Regions from separate parts of the Mus musculus genome. Here region 1 is linked to region 2. Evidence: chromatin loops called from intact Hi-C (ENCODE). Cell type or tissue: heart. All regions are shown on one strand. Each heading gives the region's core, and the rest is flanking DNA. Links, peaks and the distances in the headings are about the cores only. Region 1 overlaps Gm35041 (a long non-coding RNA gene). Region 2 has its middle 81 kb from the start of Gm35440.

Region 1 (8,712 bases), core at 150-8,149, 670 kb before region 2:
TTTTAATAATTCACTCACCCAAATTTAATATCAACGAATTAGGCATGTTAAATAATGGGAGGTAGCCCAAAGTTTAGGGACATTCAAGAGACTTGCTGAGTTCTTATGGATCCCTGGAGGCTACCTCAACTCCCTATCTCCTTATTCCAATGTGGAATATACTTTAAAAATGTCACTGGAGAGAGAACAAAAGGTATGTCTTGTGTTTTGGTCCTCAATTGGTGGGCATAAGTTCAGGGAGGTGTTGCAGGATTTGAACAGAGCACATTGGAGTCAGACTGGTCAGCTACGCACACTGAGAAATGATTGGATCTACACAACCAAACAATGGAAGCAATGTCAGGTGAGAGTCATTGAGGTCCCAGGGCAGAAAGACTGTAGTCCTTTTGTTTGTTTGTTTGTTTGTTTCCCCCAAGACAGGGTTTCTCTGTGTAGCCCTGGCTGTCCCGGAACTCACTTTGTAGACCAGGCTTACCTCGAACTCAGAAATCCACCTGCCTCTGCCTCCCAAGTGCTGGGATTAAAGGCGTGTGCCACCACTGCCTAGCGACTGTAGTCTTTTTTTCACCTCAATTTAATCTGCTCACTTGTGCCTATAATGTTCAGGGTAGGGCCTGGGATGGAATCCTGGCTCCTCTACCTTCCAAGGTGGGTGACTTGAGTAGGTTCCTTATGCAGTGGGTTTCATGTTCTCCAATGCCCAGGGGACCTGTGCCCAAAAGCCAAGTTTTTATGACCTCAGATGACTTTCCATACCCAGAGAAGGCCTGAAGGAACCAGGCAGAACTGGTTGGCGCTAAGCCATTCTCTTTGGAGGTAGAAGCCACAGAGATTTCTTCAGCAGCAGAGAGGGCAGGGCGTGAGGCTGCAAGCCCTCAGTAGGCATTCAGGAAAGGAGCACTCGTTAGTGCCACTGTCATCTGGTCGGAAACATCTCGTCTGGCAAGATTCAGCCACAAGCTTTTTAGTGCATGTAGCCGATCCAGGGGGCTTCCCTGTTAGAACGTGTTCTCCCAAGAGTGCATTTAAAGTGATGCGAGCCTGTGCTGTCCCTCCCAAAGGGTTTGAGCTCTTGGGTTCTATCCTTCTCTATGGCTGAATTGGGATATTGGAGAAGTCAAGGCTGAGGTCAGGTGTGTGTGTGTGTTCACTGTTATTATCACAATGAAGGAGAGGCTCAGGCACTGCATGTGTTCTTGTGATCTCTCTCTCTCTCTTTCCCTTTCCCTCTCTCTCTTCTTTTTTGATACAGGGTCTCACTTATATCTTAAGTAGGCCTCAACCTAGCAATCCTCCTGCCTCCATCTCCTAAATGCTGGAATTGTAGGTGTGCATCACTACATGGAACTCACAAAGCAATTTCTGATAGCCAAAACTCCACCTGATTTAGGGCAGACACAGGACACTTGGTAACATTGATAGAGATGTTTTGTAGATACAAATTTGCATTGCTGGTCTACCTGGGCATCTCTGGAGTTTCATAGATGATCCATAGGAAAATACCTTTTCACAGGTCCATTCTTTTTTCCTTTCTCCACCCCCCCCCGCCCCCTGCCTTTTTTTTTTCTTTTGTGAGACAGAGGCCTCAATCTGTAGCCAGGCTAGGCTACCCCAGAACTTGTTATGGAATTTACACTGGTCTTGAACTTGGTATGGTGTTTCTCCCTCCTGGTTCTGGGGTTACAGCCATGTGACATCATACCTGATCTCTCTTATTTTTATAGATATATTATTTACATTCATACAGGGAAAATGTTCCTGCTAGGCTTCAGTGGCATGTTCTGTACTTGTGGCCACACAGATGGTCACAGTTAAAAATCAATGGGCGAGAAAACCAAACAAAAAGGCCCGAAAGGGCCGGGGGGTGGGGGTGGGGGTGGGGGTGTTGGAGTGGGGGATGGGGAGGGCACGGACTAAGCGAAGGTGAAGGATGAGAGGAAAGAAAGTATACATATGTGAAATTGTCAAAGAACAAATTTAATCAATTAAACCTATTCCTGGTAAAACATCCCAAGGGGGATTAGCCGTGGGCAATTTAATTTTTCATATACTCAAGTGCATTTTTCAAAGTTTCCACAATGATTATAAGGAGAGGTAAGAAGGAATAGGGATGGGGGGAGAGGGGAGGAGAGAGGGGGGTGGGGAAGGAGAGGGAGAGAGAGACTGCCTAAGGTCTCTCTTAGGTAGAAAGGTAATGTGTATTCAATACTCTGATTCCAAATTTTTCTCTGTGTTCGCTTTCGCTTGGTTCTCCCTTAAGTGTGTTCTGACGTCCATTTCTGTCAAGACTTCAGGATTTAGCTCAAAGAGGGGTGGGGGGGGGGAGGGGGAGAGAAGCTCTGGCTTGTCTCAGCTTGTCTTAGCTTGTCCTTAGCTTGGTGGTGGTTGTGGCTGAGAGCGAAGATGGGCCATTTTCCTGAGATTTAGTTGCGTCTATGTAGTCGAAGGCCTTTTCCACACTCCCCATGGCGGATCTTGATGAAAGAGGCAGTCTGTGGTTCTAAACTGTTCTTGACTGTTCATGGTGGAAAATGGATGCATACCGTACCTCTCAGGGTGAACCTGAGATGAAATACCTTTAGCGGGCAGGAATGTTTGGGGCCTCTAGGTACCTCATTAGCCTGCAGAACTCAGTTCTGGGCCTAGGTGACCATAGGTCACGTTTCCTTAAATGGGGAGTGTGGCACGTGTTCAAGGCCCGGAATCTGACAGGGAGTGGGGAATCGCCTAAGTCTCAGGTGTGTACCCACCGAGTCTCCAGGTCTCAACCCGCTCTACCCACCAAGCTTCCTGGCACGGTTTTACCTCCCACAGATTTCATCTTTCTCGGGGGTGGAGTCAGGGGAAGATTGAGGTGAGTGAATAGCGCCTCCAGAGGGACATCTGAGGAGATGCCAACCCTGGGGTGGGCTGCTGATCGTGGGGTCATCGTACCTTTGGCTTTGTGGTTTGGTTCTCTGTACCCCTCACCCCTGACCCTGGAATGCCTTGATAGCTGAATAGACAGCACATGGTGAGTAGATCTGGTCTCTTGGGCTTCTGGGAGCTGGGTTTTCTCAGCCGACTTGTTTCTATAGTTGGAAACTGCTCCCCGAGGCTGTGACTGGACCCATGTACTCCTTCCTCTGGGGCAAAGGCAGGCTCCTCATCCACCCGAGCAGGATAAAGTAAGAAGGGTATGGGTCAAGGCCGGCCATATTTTTCACATCAGGAAGTCTTGGGGTTCCTACAGAGACCCCTGCTGGGATGGGGCTTTTGCACTGAGGCAGGTTTGTGAACCAAAGGAGAACAGGGAATTGGGCACTGAGGCAAGGAGGCAGAGGGCAGAAGGAGGCTTGCTTTCCGAGATGTCACAGTGTCCCCAAGTCTCCTGTCCAGCTGGTTAGACAAGAAAAAGACAGGGAAGAAGGAGTGACAGGAAGGAAGGAGGAGTGATGGGAGGAAGGAGGAGTGACAGGGAGGAAGGAAGAGTGACAGGGAGGAAGGAGGAGCAATGGGGAAGAAGGAGTGACAGGACAGTGAAGAAGATCTTTGGGTGGGACAGAGCCTCCTGAGATGGTCTAGACTATATGCTATAGAGGATATTCCAACTGGCATTCCTCATTTCCCATTTGGAGTCAGTTTTGCTGGAGTGAGACTCACTTGTGTCTACTCATGAAAGTGTCCCAGTGGTAAACATTCCGGAATTCAGTTGAGTGAAAAATTTCATTTCTCCTAGAGTTAAACAATAGTTGGGGCTGGAACGGTTGTTCGGAGGTTGTGACACATACTGCTCGTGTAGAGGACCTGAGGTCAGTTCCTAGCATCCTAGATAGCTCACAACTGCCTGTGCCTCCAGCCATAGGGAGATCTGGTACGTCTAACCCCCAGAAACAGCTGCACTCATATGCACACCCCCACCTCCCACACACATACACAGATAAAAAAAAAAGAGGCAAGTTAGAGCATGTTAGGGCTAGCTTCTGCAGCTTGCGAGAGGTCACCTGCAAAATCGTCAAAGGCTTGTGAGTCATTATGTTTGTAGCTGGTGATTGGCCATGAGGATTTACACCACAGACATTGGCAAACAGAACAAATTAGGACCTAGCCCTGCTGGAGCCCTGGTAAATTCGAATTTACCAGAATGTTCTATGACACAGAATACCATTGGCCTCATGGTTTGAGTTCGCTATGGTTTTTGAGAAGGATGACGCCGGTGTCCACTTTGAGCTTCATCTCTGATGTTATAAGGGCTGAGTACGAGATTTTGGTCTACACTATCTTAAATGAAATCTAGGTCACCTTGCCTTCGGTTCTTTCCACTTCCCTTATCTTACACATAAACGAGAGAGACCAAGGCTGATGAGGATGGAATCTCCTGCATCTGGTGTCCCTAGTACCCTGTAGCAGCTGCAGCAACCCCTCTGAGCCAGTAGTATGGGGATGTCTGAATTCTCCTAGATGCCAGCAGAGGGCACTATAGGACCAAGGATGGGTCAGTTCCAGCTTCTAGTTGTATACACTCTCTGGGGGTGCTGGAGGGGGTGGTGGTGGTGGGGAAGCCAACCAAACAAAAACTAATTTGAAAGAATTAGAAAGAGGCCGAACTGAACTGGTAACTTTTAGGTGAGGCATCAATTTAAAACATTGCAGCACTTGTGACCATAGTAAAAATCTGTAGCACTTGGCAATTTACAAGCCCTTATGCCCACACCTTTTAAACCTGACAACCCCCTGCACAGGTGTAAGTGTCGCTGGGCAGCAGGAGATGCTGGTGTGTGCTCAGGAGGTAGAGGGTCTGTGGGTCAGTCCTGGTCCTGCCACTGATTTTGGACAGGACACAAAAGATTCAGATTGCTTTTGGGAAACTGACACACAACAGACACACACACACACACATAGTACATACATCTCACACACACACACACACACACACACACACACACACACACACAGCACATATAACACACGGCTCTGCATGTACCAAGCACTCAGGAGACATTAGCAGTTGCTTATTACAGATACAACTACACCAGGCACCTGAGCTGAGTGTGAAAACGAAGCCCCAGGCCATATCATTAGTAAGGGGAAAGCCAGAGCTGAAGCCCCACCTCTTCTAACTGAGGGTTCTTGCCTCTGGCCACCAGCTGTCTCCCAGCTGTCACTGTCACAGCTTCCAGCTGTGCTGACAATTCTGTCCCCCATGCTGGGGTACTTGGGGACTCCTTGATCTACCACCCATGTCATTAATTTGCTTAGTAACTTAATTTTCTGAGAGCCCCCCCACAGTTAATGTCAGTCAGCGGCTGGCTAACTGTGCCTCATGATCTAAGTCTGAATGCTCAAAATGAGCTCCATTTGCTGCTCCGGACAGTGTAAGCCTGGTTACACAAATTCAAATGACCTCAGGGCCAGCAGGGGGTGGTGTAAAGGGATAGTGGAAATTCTGGGCCTTCTGCCACGAAGTCGCCACACAAGCCTTGTTAGCTGTTTTTCCTTCCTTCCTTCCTTCCTTCCTTCCTTCCCTCTCTCTCTCTCTCCCTCCCTCCCTCCCTCCCTCCCTCCCTCCCTCCCTCTCTCCCTTTCTCTCTCTCTCTCTCTTTCTTTCTTTCTTTCTTTCTTTCTTTCTTTCTCTCTTTCTCAGTTACAGGCTTTTTTTTTTTTTTTTTTTTTTTTTTTTTTTTTTTTTTTTTTTAGTGTGTGCATGTTCATACAGGTATATGTGTATGTGTAGCTAAAGATCATATTATATGTGTGTCAAGGTTAGAGGTCAGCTTTGCTGGTTGTGTCTCACAAGCCCTTCACCTTGCTTTTTGAGGTAAGGTCTTATGCTGTTCTGGGGCTTGCAGACTCAACTTGGCTGGTAGGTCCCAGAAATCCTCCTGCCTCCACATTCTCAGCTCTGGAATTATAGGTCGCCTGTCACCATACACCTGACTTTTTTCCCCATGGGATCCGGGGGCTGAGCTTCGTCACTGAGCCATCTCTCAGCATCCCCACCCTCTTCACAATGCTTTTCAAGCACAGAAATTATGTACTGTTATGTGAAATAGCTAAACTGATATCCCCCCCTTTTAAGCTTTATAAAAGAGACCATGAAGACCCAAATACATTATGTTAGGGCATACACATAATGCGGCTACAGGCTAGCAATCACTGTGCAAGCCTTGGGAAGGGAAAGGAGGGAGATTTTCTGGCTACCGGCACCATTCCTAGGGTCAATAAAAGCATTCTACTTCTGTGTGGAGATCTTTATCAAAGCCAGTGAATTTTGTCCAATTGGCCATTTTCTCCCTTTAGCTGAGCTAAGGAGTTTTGCTCTTTCTGAGGGAATCAGTCCCTGTCCACGCAGTGTTGGAAGTTTCTGGATGAAGAATTAGCATGCTTAGAATCTGCTGCAACCTGTGGAGCAACTAGGCAAACTTCAGACAATCCCAACCTGCTTCCCTCACCCCCAACACATACAGTACACACACCACACACCACACACACAGTATACACACACACACACACACACACAGAGTACACACACACAGTACACACACACACACAGAGTACACACACACAGTACACACACACACACACACACACACATACATACACACACACACACACACACACACACACACACACACACACACACATTCTCCCCTCTACAGAAACCTGCCTAGAGGAGCCATCCCCACTCTGAGTACTGGGCCAGGAGCCTCATTGCTGACATGTAGTAGTTCCTTTCAGTTCCAGTTTCAATTAGGACCTCATTCTTGCTTGCTCTTTAATACTCAAGACACATAAAGCCGGTACCATAGTCCCTGGAGTGAGTTAAAGCTTGTATCCAAAGTGTGTCTTATGGGTTAAGATCCAAATACCAAGATGGATGTCAGCGTAAGGAAGAACTGTGGAGCATGTCTGTGAGTGATAAAGGTGGAGAGCAGGGGTGGGTGGCAACAATGTGGCCCCGACCAACACTTATCACAGAGAAAGAGGTCAGAGTTGGAAGAGCCTTAGACTATCTCAAGGCTCTAGAATGTGTTGGTCTCAGGTCCCCAAGGCTTGCTGTGGGTGTCTGGGCTCTGCCCATGGAGAGAAAATCTTAGTGTAAAACCTGCTGGGATGCCATAGGTGTCTCAGCCAAGGCTTCTGTCTGCTTCTCTTCTGTTTGCCAAGGACCTGAGTTCAGTTCCCAACAAAAAATGAATATGAATATTCACGGCTGGCAAAATGGCTCAACAGATAAAGGCACTTCCTTTGTCTTTGATGAGCTGAGTCACACCCCTGCGACCCACATGGTAGGAGAGTTAAGTGACTCCCACAAGTTATTTCCTGACTTCCAGAGGCACACTGTGGCACATTCGTACCCATATCCGTACACGATTGAATGTGATGAATTTTTTTTAAAGGCTGCATCCACAGAAAGACCAGAGAAGCCTAAAAGCCTTCTTCAGTGGCTGGGGTGGCTATATGGTGTTCTTGCAGCCAATCAACTGGCAACAGAAGTTAGATGAGGGCTTCGAGGAATGGTTTGGTTTTGGTAGTAAGAAAGTCAGAGGCTGCTGGCCTCCTTTTCCTGCTTTGAAAAGCTGTGACCCGGGAAGTCCTTCTGTGACCCTGATGACAGTAGGTGGGTTCTTGACAGCACTCTGGGAGTGGTGTTTACGCTTATTCTAGGTTACTTGTTGTCTGAGTGGAAATAAAGTTGTCTCTATTTTCTCTGTGTGAGAAACAAGCTACCTTGTTGGAGCCTCTATTAGCTGACTTATGCTGCTCCAGCCCCAAAGTCAAAACATCAGTGGAACTTAGTGGTGTGACAGAGAGCCCAGATGTCCCTGGTGTCATCTGGATCCTGCCTGGAACTGTGTCTGAGACTGGCCCACAGCCACAGCCTTTTCATGTATCGGCTATGGAGAGTTTTCACTCCTTCCAGGTAGCCGACGTTGGGCTTTCTGTTGCCTGCAATGGAAAGGCTCAAGGTACTCCTGATGATCCCGTTGTGTGCTGTGTAATTGATGTGGTCAATGATAAGCACATTAACAATCATGTTCTTTGTGCTGGCTAGCTTTATGTCAACTTGACACAAGCTAGAGTCTTCAGAAAGGATGGAGCTTCAGCTGAGAAAATGCCTCCATAAGACAGGGCTGTAAGCAAGCCATGTAGGGCATTTTCTTAATTAGTGACTGGTGAGGGAGGGCCCACCCACTGTGGGTGGTACCACCCCTGTCTGGTGGTCTTGGGTTCTATAAGAAAGCAGGCTGAGCAAGCTAGTAAGCAGCACCCCTCCATGGCCTCTGAATCCACTCCTGCCTCCAGGTTCCTGCCCTTGCATTTCTGTCCTAACTTCCATGGATGATGAGCTATGATGTGGAAGAGCTAAATAACCCTTTCCTCCCTAGGCTGCCTTTGGTCATCAATTTATCACAGTAACTGAAAGCAAGCAGGATTCTGGGTTTCTCCATCTTTTTATCCTTAGTTATGCAGACACTACTGTGTTACAATTGCCTAGTACTTAGTGCAGTACTACATTGCAGACGTTTGCAACCTAGGACTCTCCTGTAGAGCCTAGGCATGCAGTCAACATCTAGGTTTGTGTGACTATGCTTTGCGACATTTGCACAAGGATGAAGGCATCTAGTGCTGCCCCTTTTCAGGTTGTATCCCTACCATCAAACGATTCAACACACGGTCGTCCTAACAAATGGCCAAGTGGACAGAGTCTGCTTGCACTTCTTAGTGCCT
Region 2 (8,712 bases), core at 440-8,439:
GTAGGTCTTCTCTCTCCCATTCGCCTTTCAAATGCCCTCATAGCTATACCCAGACCTGAGCCACACTAATACTGCAGGAGTTTTTTTAAATTCAATTAAGGGGATGAAGCTGACCATCATACCTCAGGAGCAGCTTGAAGAGTTTGGATTTCTTGGAGCAGATTTTGCTTCATTGCCCTTAGCTTCACAGGATGCTTGATGGGTATCACCTCCCAGCGAGAGGGGAGTGAGTGTTGCAAGGCTTTACTGAGATAATACCTGCTGGGTTCTGAATCTTAGAATCCTCACACTCAGGCTTCAATATAAAGACTTGGCTTTGAGGACAACAGGACTGGAGGCTAAAGACAGGGAAATGACGGAAGCTCAAGGCACAGATGGCCATGCAGGGAGACAAGTCGACAATAGGATCTGCTGAGTTGGTGGCTGTCTGAGGGACGGCAGGAAGGAACAGTTGAGGTGAAGAGCCTTGTGTCAGTCAGCTTTCTGTCACAGTAGCTTCTTGCTCGAGATGATCCCTTTAAAAGGAGGGAGAGGGGCTGGGGGTAAGGGGGCACTTGCTGTACAAGCATGCAGACCTGAGTCTGAATCCTCACCTCCCATGTAAAAAGCTGGCCATGGATGCCCTGTGCCTGTGGGACAGAGACGGGCAGATCCTGAGTGCCTAATGCCCTGACAACGTGGCCAAAATGACACGTTTTTGATTCAGTGAGAGACCCTGTCTCAAGGCAGTAAGGTGGATAGAGATAACAGAAGATACCCAACACCATCCGCAGGCCTCTATGTGAATATGCACAGGTACAGGTACCTGCATCCTCACATGCACTGCCCCCACATGCACAATAATTAATAAATTAATTAATTAATTAATTAATACGTAAATGGAGGAAGGATTCATTTCTGCTTATCTTCTCAGTCCATGGCTACCTGGGCCCGTGCTTTGTGCTTATGAGATGACACAGTAAATCACAGCAGATGCAGTAGGCATGTGGTAGAGGCGGTCTTTCAATTTATGGTAGCCAGAAACCGAGGTGGGACGTGTCCCTTTGAAGGTCGATGACCTAATTCCTTTCCATTAGCTATCATCTCTCCGTAGTACCTCACGTTAGCAATCACGTCATCAACACACGGCCTTTGAGGGACAATGTAAGATTCAAGCCACAAGAAGCATTGGCTGTAACTTCTGCGACCTCTGAGAGAGTTCAATGCTTAGCCTCGCCTCCAGCCTTGCTGGCTGGCAGTCCAGTCTCAAAACAGCTTCTGTAGCCCAGGCTGCAGTTCAGACTTTGCTCAGCAGCTGTAAGGGGCCACTGAGGATCTTGGTAAGAGACTAATTAAACAGTGCTGCCCTCAGTTCTGCTAGCCAGGCAGCAAGGCCCTACAGTGAAGCCACCATGGCTCTTTAGCAGCATAGCTGGCTCCCATGGGGAGGCTATAAAGACCCTCTGCTGCATCCAAAGTTCAGCTCAAAGGCGTTCACATATCCTGGGTAGCTCCTCATCCTGTGGCCTCTTCCTCTTCCTTCATCCAGAGTGCCCCAGTGACAGAAGAAACAGAACAAGACCACAGGGTCTGTGATCTAGACCTCGTATGCACGATACTCCCTTATCGTAAATATCCATCTCGACTTTGCCCTTTATTGCATAACATAATGCTTATTTTCATTTAAAATCACATTAACTGCTTCCGATGAGGTGATTTTACCCAGATCTTTAATCGAAGTAGCATGCCAGGATGTCGGACTACCCTCAAGCCCGGCCTCCTGTGTGTTGTGACCCCAACAGCAGCAGAATGCCAAGCTGTAGACATCTAACTGGGAGCACCCTGTAGAACCTCAGTTGGACTTTTTGCTCGCTTCTTCCCACTTGGATGCTCTTCTCTTCTTGAGTTATCAAGCTCCTTACACTCCAAGACCCAGATGTTTTCTCTCAATTGAAAATTACCCAGCTTATTAATTCAACAGAGAACCCAGGAGAGCCCCCTTCCTGCTGGCCTCCCCAGCCTCACTCCTTACACAGAGACTAGCTCAGCTTTTCTTTGAGTAGCACTTATGCAGATCAAACAGTCAAGTGATGACACAGCATTTTGCCGCTTCTCTCTCAAAGACGCGTATTGAACAATTATGTGCGTGGGAGAGGCGCCAATAACGGAGCACCTACTCTCCTGCCAAGCTTCATAGCTGTTGTCCCCTATTCAGCTTCCTGAGAGGCCCACAGACTTGAGTTTGTGAAATGATTTGCCTAAAGCCATACAGGTACTTTGTAATAGAACCCCCTCGTCGTTCTGTTGAGGTAAAAAGCACACTCTTACCTTAAAGGAAACAAGGGGCAGTTTATTCTGGAGCTATTTTGAGGGGCCATGAGAACACAGATTTAGGTTAGCTCCAAATTCTATGTCCTAACGTGGAAGCGGTTTCATGAAGTTTTATAGTTTTACTGAGCAAAGAAAGTGGGTATAACCAGAGAGGTGATTGGTGACTCGCTTTTCTGTAGGTTTGAGATGTTCTCTGATGGCATCGGTAGCTTTTGGGTTGGTGGAAGCTAATGGTTTGCTAAGTTAGTAGATTCCAAAAGATTTTTAATCTATTAACCAAAAGATGCTAGTTCTGACACAATAAAAGGGCAAGGAATGATGGATCCAGAGGGCTAGAACTAGCCTCAGAGAAGGTAATTAGCCCCCCACCCCCACCCCCAACCTGACCTGTCACACTGCAGTCTCTGTACAGTACTGAAATTCTAACCAGTCAGCCAGTCTCTGCAGACACAGCTTCTTCTCAGGAGTTTCCGTTCTCAGTTCTTATCCCATTGTTATGGAACCCGACTTTGGTGTGTATGCATGTGGTGTGCAGAGGACGATGTCAGGTGTCTGACTTTTACTCCCTTGAGATAGGGCCTCTCACTGAATCTGGAATTAGGTGTGGCAGCCAGTAAACCCCACTGATCTCCGGTCTCTGTTCCCTATAGCACTGGGGTTACATGTGACAATACAACCTCTCCTGGCTTTTTACCTGGGTTCTGGGGATTCAAACGGGTTCTCCTGCTTGTGCAGTAAGCGCTATGAGCAGTTAATTCACCCCACCCCACCCCCGCCCCCAGCCCTGGAATTTGATTTTGAAGCCTATTTTTGTCCTTCTGGCTATGTGAAGGTGCCAGTGGCTCCTCGTCATCTTGTGAATTGGAGCCCACTACAACACTCTGTCCACAGGCTGAGAGTAACCACTGAGGGTCTCTGAATGCCAAGTGACAAGTGGGATCCCTGACAGCATGGTGACAGCAACCTAACAGCTTCCAGGATAGCTCGAGGCGGGTCTACTCTTCTTTTCTCCAGTCCTTACACATCACTCTGCCAACAAGAGCCAGAATAAAGGATGCTTTTTAACTACTTAAAGAGTTGAGAGGAGGCTTGGGACTCTCACCAGCCTTTCCAAAGAGAATAGGAGGGACCAGTTCAGCTTTCTGCACACGCAGGTCTAAGTCTCCAAGCTGCTCACATGCGCCCTCTGCAGGGCTCTGACAGCCTTGCGGAAGGAAGCTCGGCTGTGGGCCGCAGTGCTTCAAGAGCCCCCTCAGAGGATTTGTACCCCAGTCTGGCTCCTTGGTCTCTTTTCTCTCAGGAATTTCCCAGGTCTTGGATCTCCAGACGCTGAAACTCCTGGTCTCCTAGGCTGGAGGAGGTCTGCTAGCAGGAGTGAAATGCTCTCATACCTTCGAGGTCTTGTGTTTTGACCTTGACAGGGTTTACTGACTTGGATAATCAAAAATTAGATGTCCAAAGTTCAGAGTACCCAGTGCCTTTTTTTCTGTGCATGATGCCACTGTCTCTGTTTGTACAATTTGAGCTCCAGATTGTGATGTTATAAACGGGGGTGGGGGGTGGGGGGAAGGTAGGTCTCCTCTCTTTGCTTTCCCTTCCTGTCTGCAGCTGCACGAACCCCAAAACCTCTTCTTACACACACACACACACACACACACACACACACACACACACACAGAGAGAGAGAGAGAGAGAGAGAGAGAGAGTTGTTTTAGTCAGCAGCACAACTCCAGGAAGGAGGAGATAAATCAATGTTTGCTTAAGGAGTTAAAAAAAACAAAAAACTCCCCCTGGAAAAAACAAAATGTGATTTTTAAACTATCAAAGCAGGCTTTAGGAATCACAGAGGAAACTAAACCCTGGAAGCTGGTGAGTGGTACTGGGTACCACCAGACTCCCTGGGCTGTGATTAATCACCAGGTGCCATCTCTCTCCACCTGGCTCCCGCTTCCCTGCTATCCCTGGTTGGTCACCTCATCTTCTTCTGTCCCTGTGGGATCCCTGATCAGCCCACAGAGAAACAATTGAGGCCTAATGTTAAGATAAGATATACCCCCCACCACCACCACGTACACACACACACACTAGCTCTAATTTTAATTTTGACTTCAGCTCCTCATCATTGCTGTTTCTGTCTAAGATGTGACTGTGTCCCTGCTGTGCTGGCAACAATAAGCATCAACATCCCAAGAGACTTCTGGGATTTAACAGTGCTTTGTTTTGTTTTTGTGTCTATAGACAATGTCTCACTATGTAGCCCAGGCTGGCCTGGATCTCAATATCGTACTGTATCCATTTCATCAGTGCTGGGATTAAAGGTGCATTCAACAGCATCTGGCTTTAAGCACAGCTTCTTGCTATTGCAATCTAATTTTTAAAATGTCATGAGAGCCAGCAGCCTTCCTACGTAGACCTGGGCTTCCAACATGGTGTCAGTCTTGAAGCTTCCCTCTGATCAGACCTTCTAAGAGCAAAGAGCTAAATTTAGAAGTAAATAAAATAGAAGAGAAAAGAGGAAAAAATATCTATCCAAACAGGACATGTGACGAGGTGATTTTAAAAAGAGAGAAACCTTCTTCCACTGAGAAAACTTCCCAAATTGCATGTTTTATAGGACAAGAGCAGAAGCAGGCTCAGAATTAGGAGTTCTTATTGAAATTTTAAAATGAATACACATAAACGAATATGTATATATGAATTTCATATATGATTGGAACATAAACACATTCTAAAACATAAATATAGACTCAAAGAATACTCATAAACAAAACACACTCTCATAGCCATCACTCAAACCAGGAAACAGAATGTAAATGACACAGGACACACCAGGAGTCCTTTAGCCATGGCAGCCATTGCTCTTATTGACCAAGTTTGAGCTTTGTGGCTTTGTGGGAGAATAATCCCATAGCATGGACTCCTTTGTGCCTGCCTTCTTTTGTTTAACATTCTATTGGTAAGAGCAAGTATGGTTTATTCATTTTTCATTATTGTGCAGTATTCAACTGCCTGACTATATCATTGTGTAGCTAGTCTACCACTGATGGACTTTTGGGCAGCTTCTAGTCTGGTTCTTGTGAATAATGGTATTCTCAACAATGTAGTTTAGTCTTTGAATTCACATGGAGGCAGATCTAGTAGTGCTGTTATAGGGTCATGGAAACACACACACACACACACACACACACACACACACACACACCACACACCACTTGAGGTACTGACAAATTGTGACCAAAATAAATGAATTTAGACTTCTGGTAACCCCACACCCAGTAGTATCAACAGTCTGTGATCAGATAGGGGTAGGACACTTCGTGTTTGTCATTTAATCATCATTTCTCTGATATGCCAACATTAAATACTTATTTCTAAACTTGTATACTGTTTAGATAGTCTGTCATGGGATGTGTCTGTTCAAGCATTTTACCTGTCTCTCTATGGCTTTCTGTGATTCTCTTATTGACTTTGGGGCTTATGTGTCTGTAGAAGGGCATCTAGTTGGTCTGTTCTTATTGGTATTTGCATGGCTACACTTGCTGCATTGGGACTCCTAGAGGAGTACAGCCCAGAGCTCACTGTGCCTCAAGTCTGACCTGTCACTGAAGAGTTTGGCATCTTATTCTTCAGTCCCTCTTTATATTACCATCCTATACCACAGCCTGGCATGGTGGGGAAGGATCTAGTGGAATTTCAGTCCTCATTCCTTGATAGATTTCCATAAATGAGCCTGAGAGAGCCGACCGAGCTATTTGACAAAGTGCAATTGCCTCTGTCCAGCTCTACAGATCCTTGTAGGGGACTGTACTGCAGCACAGCCTGGCTGTGCTCTCTCCCCCTACCACCCATGGTAACAAGCAGCAACAAATTGATATTGATGTCGCCTCCTTCCCTGCCTTACAGTAATAGCCAGGCCTCCGTTTATGTCAGAAAATGTGAGCTTTCCACCCCACACCTGTTCTGGGATTCTGCAGCTGCCATCGTAACTGATAGCTTCTGTTTTAAGAGGAGAAAGAGAGTGGGGCTCAAGCATTTGTCTCTCTCTGCTTCTGGACTGTGGACGCGATGTGACTACGAGGCTGTCTCCTGCTCCTGCCATTGTGCCTCTGCCACCATGCCTTCCCCCACTGCCAGGGACTGTGTCCTTTTTAAAACCAAATCCCTCACTAAGCTGCCTTTGTCAGGTATCTGATCAATGAGAAAAAGCGAAGCATTGGATCGGGCTCCAAGCAGCTGTGACCTGATTCCTAAAGGATGAGAAACTTGCTTTGAGTTGGCCTTCGTCTCTAGGGTCCCAGTGCCTACATGCTGACTGTGACGTGAAGTCCAGTGTAGGATGTCCATCCGGCCACATCAGGGCTCACCCCGTTTCAGACTAGGGGACTAGTTCGGATCTCATATTTGAGGACTGTGGCTGCTCATCTTCTGCTTAATGTGAGATTTAGCTACAGCACAGTAATACCAAGCTGATTTTTCTTAAACCATCAGCTTCCATCTAACCTATATTACTGGGTCTTAGTGACCCGTGGCCTGGAATTCTTTATGCAAAAGGTATCTCTGTGGTCTAGATAAACTCTTGTGCTCTGGCATTTCCCTGCTTTCCCGCTGTTTCCTCCGTAACCTTTTACTTCCTTTGTTCCTTCCCAGGTCTAGCAGACCTTTGTCACCTGGACAGGATCTGCTTAGACAGCTTCCAGACCACATCAAGAGATTTTAATTTCCTCCCAGCTTTGTTAGCATTTCACATTGTTACAGGTCAAAACACAGGGGTATTGACGAGGAACTAAGAAATGTCACTAATGTGGATCCGGAGCACTGTGATTTCCCTCCCAGTACTTAGAGCAGTGTGCTATGCCCCTCGTCCTGGGGAGCTTAGCCCAGGACTGACCCCCTTCAGCTTCTTTCTGCCACTGCTGTTAGGAGGGCTGTCACCCTAGGCTGGGACATGCCAGTGCATGTTAGATTTGGTGAGGGGACTGCACTAGTGGCTGCTACGAGTCAAAGAAAATTCTCAAAGACTTAAACTCTATTTCCTAGTGATGAGAATTTACTCATTCAGAAGGCATCCATTCTTTTGTAGCCCTGGCTCCTCTGTTTGATTCTTTTACTCTTTCAGGGGCAAGTATGAAGATAGTAATAGGAGTGGCAGGATGGAGCTGTTGACTTGTGTCTTCCCATTCTCTAGCATCATAAATGTAACGAGGATAGAGCAAGGGCAGGCAGTGATGGGCAGGGGCTTCAGGGCACAGGATGCAGTTGGTTGTCATTAGAAACAACTAATACTTTGGGAACGTCCTCTTATTTGGGCTCCTGGGTACTACCCTGAATTGAGTTTCTCTTTTGTTCTTCTCAAACACTTGCGTGCTTTCAGGATCAGCCCCAAACCCCTTTCTAAGTTCACTAAGAAGGTCTCCGCCATTCTCCCAGCTATAAATGCAACCTGCCACCACAAGCCTCCATTTCAGCCCTGGTTTTTCTTCAGAGCTACAGAAAGTGTATCCATTTGCTCCTTGATCTGTTCACTTGGCAGTTGCATTGGTTAGTGTCTCATTACTGATGCAAAATGTCTAAAGTGCTCAGTTTAGAAATAGGAAATGTGTCGGACATTGAGCACTCTGGAGGCAGAGGCAAGCAGATCTCTGAGAGTTCAGGGCCAGCCTGGTCTACAAAGCAAGTTCCAAGACAGCCAAGACTACATAGAGAAACCTTGGCTCAAAAAACAGACAGACAGACAGACAGACAGACAAAAAGAGGAAATGTTTACTTTGTGTATGGCATATATATGTACATGTTCATATGTGAACACACACATGTGTGTGTAGTTATATATGTGTGCAGAGGCCAGAGGTAGATGTCTTATTTTCTTAATTGATCTCCACTTTACTCTTTGAGACAGGGTCTCTCACTGAACCCAGAGCTCACTATTGGCTAGACCAGCTGACAACGGGCTCCAGAGATCTATCTGCCTCTTCTGAATATCACATCAGCACTGCGGTTCCTGGTGTGGGGATCTGAACTTAGGTTCTCACGCACAGCAAGCGCGTTACCCACTGAGCCATCTCCCCAGACCCCAGAAAGGTTTCATTCACAACTTTGGAGGTTTCAGGCCATGATCAGTAGGTTCCATTGCTTTGGAGCCTGTGGCCAAATTGCAGACCATGACCAGCCTGTACAGAGGAGCCTTCTCCTATCATGGTGGTTGGAAGCAAAGAAAGAGGAAGAGCAGAGCTGGGGTCTGTAAATGTCTCTGAGGGCATCCCCCATCACCTAGAGTCTTCCCTTAGGCCCCACCTTTTAAAGGGCCAAGCACATCCTACTAGCACTATGAACTGGGGAACAAGCTTATGACATGAGCCTGTGGGGTATGCTGAGGGTCCGAAAGTGATGTTAGAAGCCAAGACC

Evidence for each region. Peaks named below come from ENCODE experiments on the same cell type or tissue, not always from the same donor. Only the 100,000 strongest peaks of a DNase experiment are listed, where the experiment ranks them.
Region 1: a loop joins it to region 2, with 8 times the contacts of the local background. A loop is called at or near these places in 33 of 42 quality-filtered maps.

What each region holds. Positions count from the first base shown.
Region 1 is chr12:76,995,811-77,004,522 of GRCm38, forward strand. The region is part of intron 1 of Gm35041 (a long non-coding RNA gene); the gene reads left to right. Among named protein-coding and RNA genes, the nearest start is that of Gm35041, 28 kb to the left of the region's middle. In heart, for the core only: CTCF peaks have their summits at 4,429 (motif pointing right) and 5,389 (motif pointing right); DNase peaks (open chromatin) are centred at 4,441 and 5,331; H3K27ac peaks cover 282 bases; H3K27me3 peaks cover 1,711 bases.
Region 2 is chr12:77,664,519-77,673,230 of GRCm38, forward strand. No RefSeq gene overlaps it. Among named protein-coding and RNA genes, the nearest start is that of Gm35440, 81 kb to the right of the region's middle. In heart, for the core only: a CTCF peak has its summit at 3,501 (motif pointing left); no DNase peak of the experiment used is centred there; H3K27ac peaks cover 781 bases; H3K27me3 peaks cover 2,617 bases.